Linked DNA regions of Mus musculus: region 2 is linked to region 1. Evidence: chromatin loops called from intact Hi-C (ENCODE). Cell type or tissue: left cerebral cortex. All regions are shown on one strand. Links, peaks and the distances in the headings refer to the core of each region. The heading gives the core; the rest is flanking DNA.

Region 1 (8,335 bases), core at 79-8,078:
CCATAGAAGGGCATTAGTCCTCCTGGGACTGGAATGACAGGCAGTTGGGAGCCACCATGTGGATGCCAGAGACTAAACCTGGGTCCTCTGCCAGAGCAGGCAGTGCCCTTCACAGAGGAGCCACCTCTCCAGCCTCGGGTTCATTAAACTTAAAAATGCAAGGTTACTAATATTAGCCGATCGTCTGCTTATATTATGCACTTGTTTTTATATGTTTGTATTAATTATCTTCCCACATCAGTTGACTGTTAGGTTCAAGGTAACATATAGAAAAGTAATAATAAATCAAGAGTACGACAGGAAGGAAAGGATGTAAGGAAATGACAATGTTAATACATATTGTTAAGTATATAATAAATATAGTTGCAACTTAAAACATTTTATGTATTGTCTAGTCACACATATATAACATTGCATATGTAGAAAACTTACTTTTGGGTCTGTATTTTAAAAAAAATACAGACACAGTTTTCAATACTCCTATATTCATAATCTTTTATTTTTAGCATTAAATTAATGAAAGTTCAGAAAATAATTTACATGAAAAAAACCCAGCACATAGTCACAGAACAGGCTGAATATGAACATATAAACTTTAATTTTGTTTCATTACAATTATAAGCTAATTTTTGTATTTATTTAGCAAGAATATGAGGGCAAGTTTCCTCCTTAAAAATGGAATAAACATGGTGAAAAAAATGAAATTTCAAATTTGAAAGTATTGGTGCCTAAAGAAACTATAAAATGCACATATTAATTTGCTGTTTTTGAGAAGGAAATATATGTTACATAAAACAACCCAGAAGCTTAGAACTCCTTTTTTCTTTTAAGATTTACTTATTTTATTTCGTGAATATGAATATTTTGCCTATAAGTTCATATGTGCTCATGATGTGCATGCTTTGTGCCTGTGGAGGTGAGAAGAGGGGTTGTGTTGTCCCCTGCTAGAGTGACAGATGGTTTCAAGTCACTCTGAGGATGCTGGGAACTGAACCTGTGTCCTTTACAAGAGCAGCCGGTGTGCCATCTTTCCAGCCCAGACTCTTGAATGCACCCAAACTCTGGGCGAGGACTGTTTGCAGACACAAACACTTCACCTGCAACAAAGAAGCTTCTATGAGAAACACTGTAAAATGTTTATACAGTTTCAGAACATATAGTTATTTTCAAAATAATGTTTCTTTATTTGTCTCATGAGGCGATCTGATACTTCAGCTGGAAAAAGATAGCTCAGCAGAGAGAAATTCTTGAACACAGTATTAAAATACTAACTAAAATAATAGAACGATGAGGGCAGGACAAGAGCCGCCACAGCCTCTGACGACATTTCCTGACATTCAATAATTCCAGGGTTGTCTAATATTAGAGCACGTGTTAGTATACATAAGCACATTAGCAAAAATAAATAAACAAATAAATAAATAAATAAATAAATAAATAAAAATAAAAATAAAAAATCAGGAAGAAAATTGATGCCCATTTCCCAGTGACATGGTTTGTAATGAAACGCAATAACCAATCCCAGAAACAAAACCCAAAAGCCACTCAGCTGTTAATACCATAGAAATTAGTCCTTTTAAGAACATTTATTAACGAAGATGTTCTAACTCCCAGATCTGCAGAGGAATAATTCTTAAAAATAAGAAAGGAAAATTTTTATTTAAATAAGAAAGGATTCCTATGGCTTCTACTGTTTTGAATGAAGGCTTTGAAAACTGTACTGGATTCGCCGAGGAGTTTAAGGTGATGCTGAACGATCTAAGGGAGTCTCCATTCTGTTCAGCCACTTTATCTTCTCATTCTCTAGTTGTCACTACTCTGAGGTCAACATTAATTTTAAGGTGCCACATGCAGTGTCTGTATCTCTGTCTCTGGCTTATTCATTTAATACACTGCCCTCCAGAACTACCCATTCTGGTATAAACAACACGATTTCATTCTTCTTTGTGGTTTAAAACTATCCTGTTGTATGTATAGACCACAACTTCTCTGTCTGCTCCTGGACCGATGGGGATGTAGGCAGACCCCACGTCTCAGCTATTATGACTAAGCTCAACTAAACACTGGCTTGCAACTCTCCGTGGCATGGATTTCATTTTCTCAGACATATGTATAGAAGTTCTCATAGCTTTGAAATTGTGGCCCACTGAATAAAATAAAAATTAAAAAAAAAATTAAAAGGGCTCTTTTGAAAGCAATTGATGTTATTGCTGTTAATGTGACAGAAATGTCTGGGTGGTAAACACAAGGGAACACACTAAGAGTGATGCTGTACTGCTGACACCAGCAATAAAATATTTAGCTAAAATAAGAATGCAATAAAAACTTCTGTTTGAGCCTGGGCAGTGGTGGTGCATGCCTTTAATCCCAGCACTTGGGAGGCAGAGGCAGGCAGATTTCTGAGTTCGAGGCCAGCCTGGTCTACAGAGTGAGTTCCAGGACTACACAGAGAAACCCTGTCTCAAAAAACAAAAACAAAAACAAACAAAACCCCAAAACTTCTGTTTGAAGTAGATGGCTGATTAACACAGAGCCACAGCAGGTCAAGATGCCAAGAGTAAGGTAAGAGATGTGGGTTGCTCGGTCCTAAATGGAACAACTGTACCTGACTCTTTCTTCCCATGGCTTAGGAAGCATTATGGAAGAAGGGGTGTGGCAAGGGTGAAAGAGTCAAAGATGGGAGATGAATCCAAGGAAACAGTATTTACTGAAGCTAACAGGGCCATTATGACAGCATGCCCAAGTCAGACAAAATCCCAGCATGCAATGGGAAGGACGGCATGGCATCCCACCTCTAGCTGAGGATCCATTGAAGCTGACAGTGACCAACCTGGGAGAGGAAGAGTCAATTTTCTTGAGAGGTGAATCCCTGGTGAGTTGACCATGTGTCATCGAAGGTCACACATTCAAGTGTATATGTGCAGCACAAATTAGACTCAGGAAATTAAAAAAAAAAGAGAGAGAGACATACCATTGGATGGGCAGAAAGAGGTGGGGCTGGGAGGAGTTCATGGAGGAACAAATGGGATCAAAATAATTTGTAAGAAATTCTCAAAGAACTAATAAAAATAAGGGAAAAGAGTGATGCCATGAGTTATAAAAATACCATGCACATTTTCAGCCAAAATAAACAAACAAAAAAATCCAGCACAAAACCCACAAGAAATACAGAGAAATGGATTTTAAAAAGACTAAGGGGCTAGTGGGATTGTTCAGCACATAAAGACACACACACACACACACACACACACACACACACACACACACATTAGTAATTAATTTTAAAAGGAAGGAATGCAAATAAAAATACCCTATGCTATTTTTGCTGGCTAGTTTCTATGTCAACTTGACACAAGCTAGAGTCATTTGAGAAGAGAGACTCTTAGTTTAGAAACTGCCTCTGTAATAATCTCAGGCGTTTGGCAAGCCCATGGTGCGTTTTCTTAATTAGTGATAGATGTGGGTGGACCTAGCTCATTGTGGGTGGGGTTCTGGGTGATAAAAAAAAATAGTGCTGAACAAGTCGTGAGGAGCAAGCCAGTAAGCAGCACTCTTCCACCACCTCTACATCAGTGCCTGCTTCCACTTTCTTTCCCTGTTTGAGTTCCTGCCTTGAATTCCCTCAATAGACTGTGACATGTAAGCCAAATAAACCTTTCCTCCCCAAATTGCTTTTGGTCATGGTTTTCGTCATAGTAGTAGTAACCCTAAGATACTACTGAAAAATCTTAATGTATACTAATAATATATATTTAAGTGAGACTATCCATGGGTCTTTGGAGGCCTCATGAGTTATAAATTTATTCTGAAGTCCATTTGATGTTTCAGAATTGCCAAGAGCATTCTAGAAGGATTAGGAAGAGGTGGAGGTTCTGGGTGAACAGTATGTGGTGATGTCGGTAGAGCTTTGCATTTGTTTGAATAGTTTGGTTTCTCGGTGAAATAGACCCATGAACCATGGAAACATCCCAAGGGGAGCTGAAGCAGTCACACATAAATATGTATTCCATTAAAGAGCCTGTGGCATTCGATCTGTAGGCAAGTCTTGGACTGGAGTGAGGACCCAGGAGTGAAGAGCATACACTGTGCTCATAGAAGACTTCAGCTCCCTGCCCAGCTCCCACATAGAGCAGCTCACAACTGTGTAAAGGACTAACTCCAGGGTCTCTGTCGCCCTCTGCTGGCTTCTACAGGCAGCTGCACTCACATGCACATACCCACATCCCCTCTCCCTCTCCCTCTCCCTCTCCCTCTCCCTCTCCCTCTCCCTCTCCCTCTCCCTCTCCCTCTCCCTCTCCCTCTCCCTCTCCCTCTCCCTCTCCCTCTCCCTCTCCCTCTCCCTCTCCCTCTCCCTCTCCCTCTCCCTCTGTCTGTCTCTCTCCCTCTCCCTGTTTGTCTCTCTCCCTCTCCCTCTGTCTGTCTCTCTCCCTCTCCCTCTGTCTGTCTCTCTCCCTCTCCCTATCCCTCTGTCTCTCTCCCTCTCCCTCTGTCTGTCTCTCTGTCTCTCTCTCTTTTACACACACACACACACACACACACACACACACACACACATTAAAATAATAAAAAGTAAGTCTTAAAACTAAGGGAATAATCCGGTTCATTAAATTGGTTCACTCTCTTGACTGTAAAGAATTTTTTTTTTCACCTTAGTACAATACCCAGTAACAGATTTTCAGATTGGTAGAACGTTTATTTGAAATCACAGAAAGAGTTTGAGAAAATGCATGAGTATTTGGGCCATCGAGGTGGCTCAGTAGGTGAAGGTGCTAGCTGAGAAGCTAAGGGCCTTCATCCAATTCCTAGAGCACGGTAGAAGGAGAGACCTGACTCCTGTCCTCTGACCTCTTCACGCATGCCATGATACCTGTGTCCCTCTGTGTATAATACAATGAAATAAATGTAATGTAAAGTTAAAAGCCCACATGAATATTTTCTCTGAGAACTTTGTACATAAGTACTTCCCAAGAGCAGACAGTGAAAGCATGAGGCACGGGCCAGAGGACTAAGACCTGACCACCTAGAACAAGACAACTCACCATGCAAGGAGATCATAGGCAAAGCCACATTACACTACCAAGGGAGCCAGAGGTAACTTTGCAATCAAAACTTCTTTTGCATTCTTATCATGTATCAAGTGCTTACAAATCAGTAACAAATGGGTAAATATACAACAACAACAACAACAACAACAAAAATCTAAAATACATGAGCAGAAGGTCACAGTGGCTAATGACACAAAGGAACTCAACTTTAAAAGACATCAAATTATAACTGACAGGAAGAATTTGCACAGATCCAGAAATTAGAACAATCTAAATAAGTGTCAACTCTTGATACCAGGGTAAGAAGGAGGATTAAGTGAGTGTCCCCCAAATCTGTCTTAACTATGTAACCCTGTCATTCTTGAAACTTTTTGACTCTCCTGCCTCACCACTCCTCACCCCAGTGAGCTTGAATTGCAGGTTGTCCCACCATACCTGTCCAGGTGATGGTATTTCATTTACATGACAAAGTTATCTGGAATACTTGTAAAGAGTCTTTTCTGTTGCTGGGATAATAAATGAATACACTTCTTTGTATTTGTGGTACTGGGTATTAAAACTAGGATCTAATGGATGCTAGGAAAGTGCTCTACCACTGAGCCACACCCTCCAGCCCCTCACTGGGGGATTCTAGGTAGGGGCTCTACCACTGAGCCACACCCCCAGCCCCTCACTGGGGGATTCTAGGCAGGGGCTCTACCACTGAGCCACACCCTCCAGCCCCTCACTGGGGGATTCTAGGCAGGGGCTCTACCACTGAGCCACGCCCCCAGCCCCTCACTGAGGGATTCTAGGCAGGAGCTCTACCACTGAGCAGCTATATTCCCTGCTTTAAATCTATACATTTCTAAAGTTCAATATTTCAATAAAGCAAATTCATAATGCAAAACAAAGTATTAATAACCTGTTCCTTTCTATAATCTATTCTCATTCCTATACTAAATCAGAAATCTTCTGAACTCCTCTTTAGGTATTTATCCTCAGGATGTTCACTGCAGTATTAATTATAAGAGTTATCGTAACAGTCCCAGGATGTTCTGGCTAGTTCTATGTCAATGTGACAGAAGCTACAATCCGTTTAGAAGAAGGCTGGGATAATTCTCCTGCCCATTGGCCTGTGGGCAAGCCTGTAGTATATTTTAGCGATTGGTATCAAGAGGGACCCGCTCACTGCAGACACCTGAGCAGGTGGTCCTGGGTGCCATAAGAAGGCAGATTGAGCAAGCCACGAGCCAGTAAGTAGCATTGCTTCATGGCCTCTGCATCAGCTCCTGCATCCTGGTTCCTGCTCTGATTTCCTGCCATGGTTCCCTTCAATGATGGACTGTGATGGGGAACTTTGAAGCCTAAATAAACCCTTTTCTCCCTTAGTTTCTTTCGGTCCTGGTGTTTTATCACAGCAATAGATTCCTAAAGACAAAGGGTGAATGATAAAACGAACACTGTAATTTAACAACACAGCGTGCGCGTGCGCGCGCGCACACGCACGCACGCACGCACGCACGCACGCACGCACGCACGCACACACACACACACACACACACACACACACACAGAGGCATATACAGGCTCACAGAAGCATACATGGAATAATTTAAGCACAATTACAAGTTAGGATCACAAAGTTCACATTTTTGCGTTTACATGCTTAAACGAATGTACTGTTCTCAACATTTCCTACAAGGGGCATATTGTCATTTTGCAAGCCAAAAGACAGAAACCCATCCCTGAAAACATTCCTCTCCTTTGTTTTTAGAGGCAAAGTCCTGGGAATTTGTTTTTGAGATCTGGGACAAGGATTCAGGACTTGCCTGTGAAGCTCCCCACCCCGACAATCCTTAATTAGCAGCCCATGATGGAGAACAGCTCACCAGGCTGAGTGGTGGGAGTAGAGCAGCTGCTGAGGAGGACCAGGAAGCTTAATCAATGTGGGACACATGATCCGCACGGTGGTGGAGCAGCCTGATGCATCCCTCTCCATTGACATCATGTCAATAGCAGAGCTGGTGTTGAACTGTATACATATGGCACTTGAGCTGCAGGCCCCTGGACCCTTAGAAGAGAACACGGACAGAACCCACAGATTGGCATCTCTGGCCCTCTGGCCTATTGGGGTTTATACTGTGGCTAGAAGTCCATGTTCCCTTCCCTGCCACCAAAGTGACCAACTTCTGGATGGGAGGCTTGGAGCCACATATATCCCTTTCTGCAGGTGGGTGTGCTATTTAGGTGGGTAGTGAAAATGCTTTGGGGGTATGTGAGGAAGTGGGTCTCCTTCCAAAACTTCAGAATCAACCCCGTGCACGTTAAATAGTTGGGGATGGGAGGACCTAAAGCTTTGGCCTTGCCTCTTCTCCTCCCTCCCTCCCTCCCTGTTAGCTTAGTTAACAAATAGATAATAGCCAGGGCTCCTGGTCTCTGGTAAGATGACCCCTGAGCCGAACTGGTCCTCCTTTGTACCAGTCTCTTCTCTCCGAAGGAAACCAGAATGGTCCTTCTAAAACTCGGGCTTGCCCATGTCATCTGGGAGCTTTACACTTCAGTGACTTTCTGTGCCCCTAAGATGAAGAGTCCTTTGTGACTCAGCAAGGCTTGTCCCTCTGAGAGTTGTCCTTTTCCACCAGTTCACCCTCCACGCTGATGATGCTCAGTGAGTCCTGTGTGTGCATACATATATGTGTGTGCACATGCATGCATGCTGAGTCTGTCACTTGCTGAGTACACATTATGACAGAGCTATACTCCACCTAATTCTCATTAGCTCAGTACCTTATTTTCTTTCTGGAAATTTCTTTAATACTTACTTTTATATTATGTATATGATTCTTTTGTCTGCACCATGTGTGTGCCTAGTGCCTGAGGAGGCCAGAAGAGAAAGTCAGATCCTCTGGAACTAGAGATTACAGATGGTTGCAAACCACCATGTGGGTGCTGGGAATTGAACCTGGGTCCTCTTGAAGAGCAGAGTAGTCAGTGTTCTTACCCACTGAGCCATCACCCCAGGCCTTCCTTAATTTCTTAAGACTCACCTGGGTCTCCTTACCACACACATATTTTAGCACTTTAGAGTCGTTTAAATCCAGGGTCTGGTTCTGAAGTTTCTCATTTAGTAGCCCCTTTCTCTTGTTCCAGTTGGAGTCCTCCGATGCTGGGTCTGTCTAGGTCAGTATCTAGCATAAGTCTTCAGAGGGACACATGATGGCTCAGTGTCCCTCTGAAGACTTATGTGTTCAGGGCATGGACTCTGTATGGACCACTATGAACTGTGGGCCACTCAGGGGCATGTCTTT
Region 2 (8,335 bases), core at 132-8,131, 270 kb before region 1:
GAGAGGTGGGGACCGAGTCCCTTTAGCCTGGGTTAGTAGGGACAGCAGAGATTTCTTTCTTGTGTAAATATGAAGTGCTCACCTTGACTTCATGGAAAAACAAACCCTCCAAACACACCTGAGCAATCTGTGCCCTGAAGACATTCATGAAATGCCTTTAGTTAAATAAAAAATAAAGCAGAACAAAAAGGATAGGAAGTTGGGGGTGGATGTGGGGGTGGGGGTGGGGTGGGTCAAGATGGACCTAGGAGCTGGGGGGGGGGGTTAATATGATCAAAATCCATTGTATTCTCAAAGAAATTCTTAAGGAATTAGTAAAAATATTTTGAAAAAAATTGCTTAGATGATGATGATGGTGGTGGTACATGTGTGACTGTGTGTATGGAAGTCAGACAAAAACATTTGGAGTAATTTCTCTTTTTTTCACCATGGTTTCTAAGCGTCTGACTCAGGATATCAGGCTTGTGTTGAGTCATCTTGCCAGCCCACATCACTTTTTAAATTTTTTAGTAGAATGGCTCATTACATAGCTCAGACTAGTGTAAAACTCACAGCCCCCTGCCTCAGCGTTTGGAGTGCTGGGCTTACAGGGTGTACACCATCCCGCCCAGCAGCTCAGGTCTTCTTACCTTCATCTCTGCAGAGCAGCCATCTCTGAACTCCCTCCTAGGGCTAGCTCTCTTCTCCTGCCCCTAGTGTCTGCTCCCACAGAAGGGATCAGAACACCATCCCACCGAGCTGCTTAACTAACTCATTCCAACTTCCTCAACAGGGGATCACCAGGCTTTTAGAACATGCCTGGCTCTGGGATGTGTTCCAAGACCATCTGATGCCCAAACAGATGAAAGAAGATGATCACATGGTGCAGTGGTCATGTGGTCATGTGGTCAGTATGATGGTTCGAGGAAACCCCAAACCACTGACTTCCTAATCCTCAAGTGGTAGATGTAGGACATTGCTAAATGTGGAAGGGTAAAAACAAAATAAAATAAAAGGCCACTGGAAAACAAAGGACTTGAAATCTCACCGGTAATTGGTTTGGGATGGATAACCTAGCAACTTTCACTGTTGTATGAAGCATTATTTCATTGTTTCTGCCTTGCTTTAAAAAGGTTTTTCTTCCCTCACTATGTAGCCTTGGCTGGTCTGGAATTCACTATGTAGACTAGGCTGGCTCCCAAAACAAAATAATTTATTTTTATTTTGAGTGTAGGAGTGTTTGGCTGTATGTATATAAGTGCACCACAAGTCTGCAGTGCTTGTAGGAACCAGAAGGGGGCATCCGATCACCTGAAACTTCGTTATAAGCTGTGACCTACCATGTGGGTGCTGGGAACTGAATCCAAGTCCCCTGTAGCCACTGAGCTTATCTGCTGGGCTATTTCTCTAGCTTCTGTACTTGGGTTTTTTTTTCCGTGCTATAAAACAGTTATGAAAAAAAAATCTTAGAAGTTCGCAACATTTCTACACTATTGTTTATACCCAATGTCACACTTTCTATTTCCCTATCCCACGAATATATATGGAATACAAGTTCCCTTCTGTTGTTGGACCCTGGCTCGCTTCTGGGAGGAAAGAACACAGTGTAGCCAATCCCCATGTATATCACTGATTGGTTCCTTTGGAAACAAAATATCTGAATCCCGAGTTTTTTTTTTTTTTCTTTTTAAAGACAGGATAGATTTCACTATGTAGCCCAGGCTAACCTGAGACTCCCCATCCTCCTGCCTCAGCCTCTCAAGTCCTGGGGTTACACGTGTTTATCACAAAGTATCCTTCTTCAAGGTTGCCTAGTTCACCTCGTACCAGGGCGGTGACACCTCGCTTTCCTACCTCTCTCTACCACCTTTTTTTTGTCTTTACCAACACGGGGACAGACACGCACTTTCCCTGCTGTTTTAATTTGCATATGTTTGATTACTAATAAGGTTGAACATCTTTTATGCATATTTATCATTTGTATTTATTCTTTTGTGAATTGCTATTCATGTCCTCAATCCATTTTTTTTCTATTGAAATATCTCTTATTCACTTGTAAGGAAGCTGAGTACATTAGGGGCATTCAACTTTCCATTACGTGTGTCAAAAATACTTTTTTTCTCCTTGGTTTTGGTTTGCCTTTCAATCTCGGAAATTATATATTTTTTTTTGACAGAAGGGCCTTTTCACTTTTACAATTCAAATCTAGCTATCTTTTTCAAAGTGATGTTTTCTTGCTTATTCTTTGAGAGTTTTATACATAAGTGCATCACCACACTCAGCTATAGGTGGGCCCCCTATATCCAGATACCACTATTTCTGCCCCAGTCTTTGCCTTTGGAATTGCCTACAGAAAGGACTTCCCTTTCATATCTGATTCGTAGCCTCCATGTGCCACTTCAGAACCCCAATCTTTCATCCCTACAGGGTTTTAGGCAGGAGAATCCTGGAGGAAGATGCCGGTTTTGTTTTCTGATCTAGTCAGGCTGTGCTCACATCTTTACCTGTCAGCCATCGTTTTCCCACAGTGAGGACACACCCCCGAGTTTGACTGTCAGCACCTGGCTCCAGCTGCTTCTGGGTGGGCTTCAGATTTCTCAGTTCCGTAGCTTCCTGTCTTTTAATATCTGACTGAATAGGTCTTAATCACTTGCCCCTGTTTTTGACAAAAAAGATGTTTCTTGGAGATTCCTCAGTTTTTTTTTTTTTTCTGATGGACCTTGGTATAAATGTGGCAAAATGTCAAGAAAGCTTGAACTGGATTTTTGCCTGGGGTTGATATTAAAGTTGAAAGGATGGATGGGAGGGCATTAGCATGCCAGCAATACACATTTCATTTCATTCAGTAATTCTGCCTTTAAGTTTTTAAGTCATATGAAGAAGGGTTTCTGAATAAAAGGTTTTAGCCTCCGTATCAGCTGCAGGGACGTAAACAATTGAAGAGGGGGAATGAACTTGGTACACCTACAACTTAAAACACCCCACCAGCCCCGTGGCTTATCCTGGTAGGATGCTTGCCGGCCAAACCTGACAACCTGAGTTTGATCCCTGGGAACCACAGTGTGGAAGGAGAAAACTGACTCCCACAGATTATCCTCTGACCTCCATACCTACATCCTCTTCCCATCGTACACACACACACACACACACACACACACACACACACTCACACACACACACACACACACACACACACACACACACACACACACACACACACACACACACATACACACACGCACAGTGCATTGCCACTAGCAATAGTAATACTAGTGAAATTAAAATTGAAAATATTATGCAGCCCTTAAAAAGGTATTTTCCAGCTGTTTACAGAATTTACTTTAATTTGAACACTAGGTCAAACATCAGGTCTTCAGACAAAAAGCCTTGCTCTTTTCCTATGCCCATTTACCTCATCAAAACTGAAGCCAAACAGACTGAAATGTTAGTAAGTTGTCTTCATGAGAGAGGTGATTAGGGATGGTGGCTAGTTTTAAATTTGAGGGTTTTTTTTTTTGCCTTGCTTTATAGTTTTTCTGTCATTTGCATGTGTCATGTGTTGGATGTCCTGTGTGATGCAGGATGGCAGCCCTCAACCTCTGCGGAAGGAGCTCACAGCAGGTGCCTACAGCCTGGGGAGGGCTGTGGAGTCCGGGTGGCGGCAGCGGATGCAGTTTCTCACATGGCCGGAGGGTGGCAGTGTCCGCTCGCAGACTCCGGGCTGGCGGCTTTGATGACCTTTGTCAGCCGGCGCAGCCTCTCGTTTATCACCGATCACAGAGTGGAATGAACATATTTACTTGTGTTTTGCTTTCCACTTATAATATCTAGTGGCATGGGAGGGAAATGAAAACAATTGTTCATAGGGGAAATTTATGAGCTTCATCTGGCTGCATGATTCCCGCAGTTGCCCCAGCGCCGCCCAGAGAGTGGAGATGGCTCCTTATATCCCCAGAGGTCCTCATAGGGCCTTGCAATACTTGCCTCTGGCCAGCAGACTTTCCCACACTCTTCGCCTCCCTTTGAATTTGCAAGGAGAAGGAGCTTTACATGTCATCTTTTGGGGGTGGCACGGTAGTCCAAGCTGCAGGCTGAGTCCCACCTGAAGTCTGGGCTAGCCTTTATCTCTTGACAATCCCCCTAATTGCTTCTTCGGATGAGCTGCTGCTGGGGCAGGGCTCTGGGGACCCTTTGGAGCCTTAGAGAGCTCTCCAAGATCTGGATGGGGTGGGAGGGGCCCCTCCCTCTGAGGTTCTAGGAAAAGGGCAGCTCTGGGCTTAGTGTCCATGTGTGCTTTTTGTGTGGAAGAGTGGGAAACAAGGTGGGTAAGTCTACTCTTCCAGCCTGTCCCCGAATAGTGCCCCAGGCAGAGAGACAGGATTGCTCTCCCATGGAAGGCAGATAAGGAGGTGTCTTATTTTCAGGGGCTTTGGGCCCCAGGTTCACAGAACTTGGTGCTGAGAACCTGGAACCAGCTCTGTCTGAGGTCCAGATCTAGGCAAGAAGTTCTCCGAGAGCGACTCGTCTGTTCCTGCTGAGGCCACGCCCCTGACTCCAGCTTTCAAGGTCTCTGCAAAGAGGAGCCAGCCTCATGTTCCTTAACACCAGAGTGTGGAAAGGTGAGATGTGAAAACACAGAAGCAGCTATGGAACGCACGGCGGGGAGCCAGTACCTGTGTTGCTCCACAAGGCATTCTGGCTGCGCATGCGCTGGGGGGATGACAGCTATAAGTTGTCGAAGATCTGCAGCAGACCACCATAGGTTCACTATTCTGTTCTATCCTTTTCCTACTCTACAGGCCCACATTTCCATGCCATCTCCTCTTTCTTTTTTCCTCTTCTCTTTCCTTCTCCCTGCCCCTCTAACCCTACCCCCTTTCCTCTTTAATTTCTTACAGGTCCCTTCTTCTTTCCCTCCTCCCTTTCTCAGACCTGAGGTGAGTCTTTGTATTCCTGTGCTTGCTCGCCTGTGACCCACGCACACAGGCTCTTGCTCGCCCTCAGCATTGTTCCTGTCTGAGGCTGCCTCCTTCAGTTCCGTGGGTCTGCAAGGGTGTGACTTGACATGGGTGGGAGCTGATGTGAGATGCATCGGGCATCTTGGAGGTAGTGCCCCTCCCACGAGGACACCTACAGGTGAGCCTTTGGGGCCATCGGGCCAGCAGGTGTGCTGTGCACGGAGCATCAGGAAAGGCTCTGATGTAGGCCCAGTGCCCTGAATTTCCTGTCTTGGGACTCCTGGAACGAGGAGACTGAATCCATCCAGAACAGATCTTTGTCCAGTGAGCACTTCAATGGCAGAAACAAGAGAAACGGGTCCGCAGACCCCTGCATAGCTGTAGCGACACTAGTACTTGCCCAGGACGGTGGTTTGGCTGATCAGTGTTTCCAGCCCCCGGGACCCTCCCTCGGCTCATTATAATCCACCATATTTCCCAGTCAGTCTTATAATCGAATTACTCAAAATTGCACAGCTTTATTGCACAATGCTAAACTTCAAGACAAACAAATGCTCAGGTAATGAACAATTATTTATGACAAATTATTACCTTTACTCATAAGACTAGTGGTTTCTATTAAGCTTAGGAATGGTGCCAGGCCCTCCTCCCAGCCAGCCTCTCCTGCCTGCCCCTCCCAGCCAGCCCCTTCCTTCCAACCCCTCTCTGCCAGGGCGCTCAAGGAGCTGAGGGCGCTCTGGAGGGTGCTGCGTTTGTGCACACACCCGAAGTTGTTCCTGCGGGTGTGGATGAGGACAGGTAGTCCACTCTTCCCTAGAGTCGTGGCTATACCCCTGTCTCAGCTTCGGCCGGGCACTTCCTGTGGGGCTTCCGGTTTTCTTATCTCTTTTGCATACACCAAGACGGAGGCTCAAGCTCAGGGAAAACGGCTTCGCTTATCCATTTGTATTTAAGTTTTAGTGTTTTTCTCTTCTTTGAAACTAAACTCAACTTTAAAAATTATTTATGGACTCAATAACATATGTTTAGATTATTGAACCCCCCTTTTTCCTGGTTCTCAGGAGCAGAACCATCTCTCAGCTAATTATAACATACAGTATTTTCCCAGTAGTCCTACAATCAAATTATTCAAAATTGCATTTCTTTATTGCATATTGCTAAAACCCAAGACAAGCAAACATCAAGATAATAAACAATTATTTATTACAAATTATTACCTAATATATAAGATTAACAGCTTGTAACTATTAAGGTTAATACATGTGGTATTTATTATACTTATTTTGGAGCAAATATCTTTGTATAAAACATATGTTTATGTATTGCAATTAATGAGAAAAAGTGTAAGATTAACAATTTATGTTAGGTTTTGTTTTTAGATTTATGCGCACTGTAAAACTTATTTATTGCACTTATTAAAAGTATTTAATGATGGACTTTTAGATCCCGTCTTTTAATGCGCAAATATAAACTAAGGGAGTATTAAATTACAGAATGGAAAATTATAACTAAAGTCAAAGAATCTAACTATTTTCTGCTATAAATCTGCCTTAAAAAGATTATCAGTAGAATTACGGAATCTTTAAATAGTGGCCTTTATAGTACATAATGAGTTTCAGTGAGCTAGCCTCTGAAAGGCTTTTTTTTTTTTCCTCCATCATTAAAACTAAACTCAACATCTTACTCTTAAACATAAATGTAGCTAGAAGCATAAACACTGAGTCGTTTCATTTTATGATCCAAAGTCACATCGGAGGGAAGAGGAAGGAGTAGGGCGAGTTCAGAACAGCTGGAGGGACAGGGCAAGATGAGGGAAAACCGGGGGCCAGGGTAGGGAGTAACTGAGCAGCTTGGCATGGGTGAGGACTTCCTCATCTCAGCCTCTCTCTGGCTTGCCTTTCACAATGGGAATGCTGGCAGGTGTATGGGGCGTCTGGTTGCTACAGAATCGAAATAAGTTACATACAAAGGTGGTGATGCTCAGGTCAATGGAGCAGACTGAGATCAACAAAGCCTCAGCATTTCCTGCCTGCTAAGACAAGGGGAATATTCTGGAAGGCACTGGAAGTGAGGAAGTGAAAATGGTTTCTGGGAAAGACCTGACTGCATTCTGGACCATCCACATTTGTGTTGATGAGTTTTATATCAGCCTGAGTCATCTGGGATGTGGGATTTGAAGAAAGAAGACTGGCCTGCAGGCCAGTCCAAAATGCATTTTATTGATTGAAGATTCCTATGGAAGCACAGTCCATTGTGGGCAGGTCCACCCTAGGCTGGTGGTCCTGGGTGTTATAGGAAAGCAGACTGAGCAAGCCATGAGGAGCAAGCCAGTAAATAGCACCCCTCCATGGCAGCTGTATCAGCTCCTGCCTCCAGGTTCCTGCCCTGACTTCAGTGACTAAGTACAGCCTGAGTGATGTTGGGTCCCCCTGTAGCAGTGTTTCCTACACACCTTTGTGTTTGTGGTCAGTGGGCTGTACTCCACTGTGCTGTGCTTAGGACTATTCTGTCCCTCAGCTACGACTGGAGTCCTGGGGATTTTGAGGTGTTCCTTACCCACAGGAACCCCGAAGGGATGAAGTTAGAGGTCAGATGACCCCTTCCCAGTGAAGATGACAAAAGCCAAAGTTCTTGGGGCCTCAGACATGTCAGCATTCCTGTGATCTCTGAGCAAAGATTGTCAGAGAGCTGCAGGGTGGATCTTGTAGCTGTAAAGCCACTGGAAGGAGAAGAAGAAAGGGAAAGGGAAAGGGAAAGGGGAAGGGGAAGGGGAAGAGGAAAAGGGGAAGGGGGAAGGGGGAAGGGGAAAGGGGAAAGGGGAAAGGGGAAAGGGGAAAGGGGGAAGGAGAAAAAGGGGGAAGAGGGGAAAAGGAGAAGAGGGGAAGAGGGGAAGGGGAGGTGGGGAAGAGGGGAAGAGGGGAAGAGGGTAAGAGGGTAAGAGGGGAAGAGGGGAAGAGGGGAAGAGGGGAAGAGGGGAAGAGGGGAAGAGGGGAAGAGGGGAAGAGGGGAAGGGGAAGAGGGGAAGGGGAAGTGGGGAAAAGGAAAAGAAGGGAAGGAGAAGAAGGGGGAAGGGGAAGAGGGGAAGGGTAAGTGGGGAAGTGGGGGAGGGGAAGAGGGGAAATGGGGGAGGGGAAGAGGGGAAGAGGAAAAGGGGGGAAAAGGGGAAGGGGAAGTGGGGAAGAGGGGAAGGGGAAGTGGGGAAGAGGGGAAGGGGGAAGGGGAAAGAGGGGAAGAGGAAAAGAGGGGAAGAGGAAAAGAGGGGAAGAGGGGAAGAGGGGAAGGGGAAGTGGGGAAGAGGGGAAGAGGAGAAGGGGAAGAGGGGAAGAGGGGAAGCGGGGAAGGGGAAGGGGAAGGGCTAGGGCAGGAAGCAGAGGGAGGCCAGGAGTGAGCGGGAGGCT

Evidence for each region. A loop is a pair of places that touch in the nucleus more often than their neighbours do. Peaks named below come from ENCODE experiments on the same cell type or tissue, not always from the same donor. Only the 100,000 strongest peaks of a DNase experiment are listed, where the experiment ranks them.
Region 2: it touches region 1 in a loop (2.0-fold over the local background); 3 of 42 quality-filtered maps call a loop at or near these places.

What each region holds. Positions count from the first base shown.
Region 1 is chr7:36,168,542-36,176,876 of GRCm38, forward strand. It overlaps Gm46016 (a long non-coding RNA gene), which reads left to right and starts at 2,763. Exons shown (of 3, transcript XR_001778340.1): 1 at 2,763-2,872. In left cerebral cortex, for the core only: no CTCF peak of the experiment used is centred there; DNase peaks (open chromatin) are centred at 3,467 and 6,949.
Region 2 is chr7:35,898,375-35,906,709 of GRCm38, forward strand. No RefSeq gene overlaps it. Among named protein-coding and RNA genes, the nearest start is that of Gm36234, 21 kb to the right of the region's middle. In left cerebral cortex, for the core only: CTCF peaks have their summits at 1,275 (motif pointing right) and 3,669 (motif pointing right); DNase peaks (open chromatin) are centred at 496, 3,681 and 3,925; H3K4me3 peaks cover 301 bases.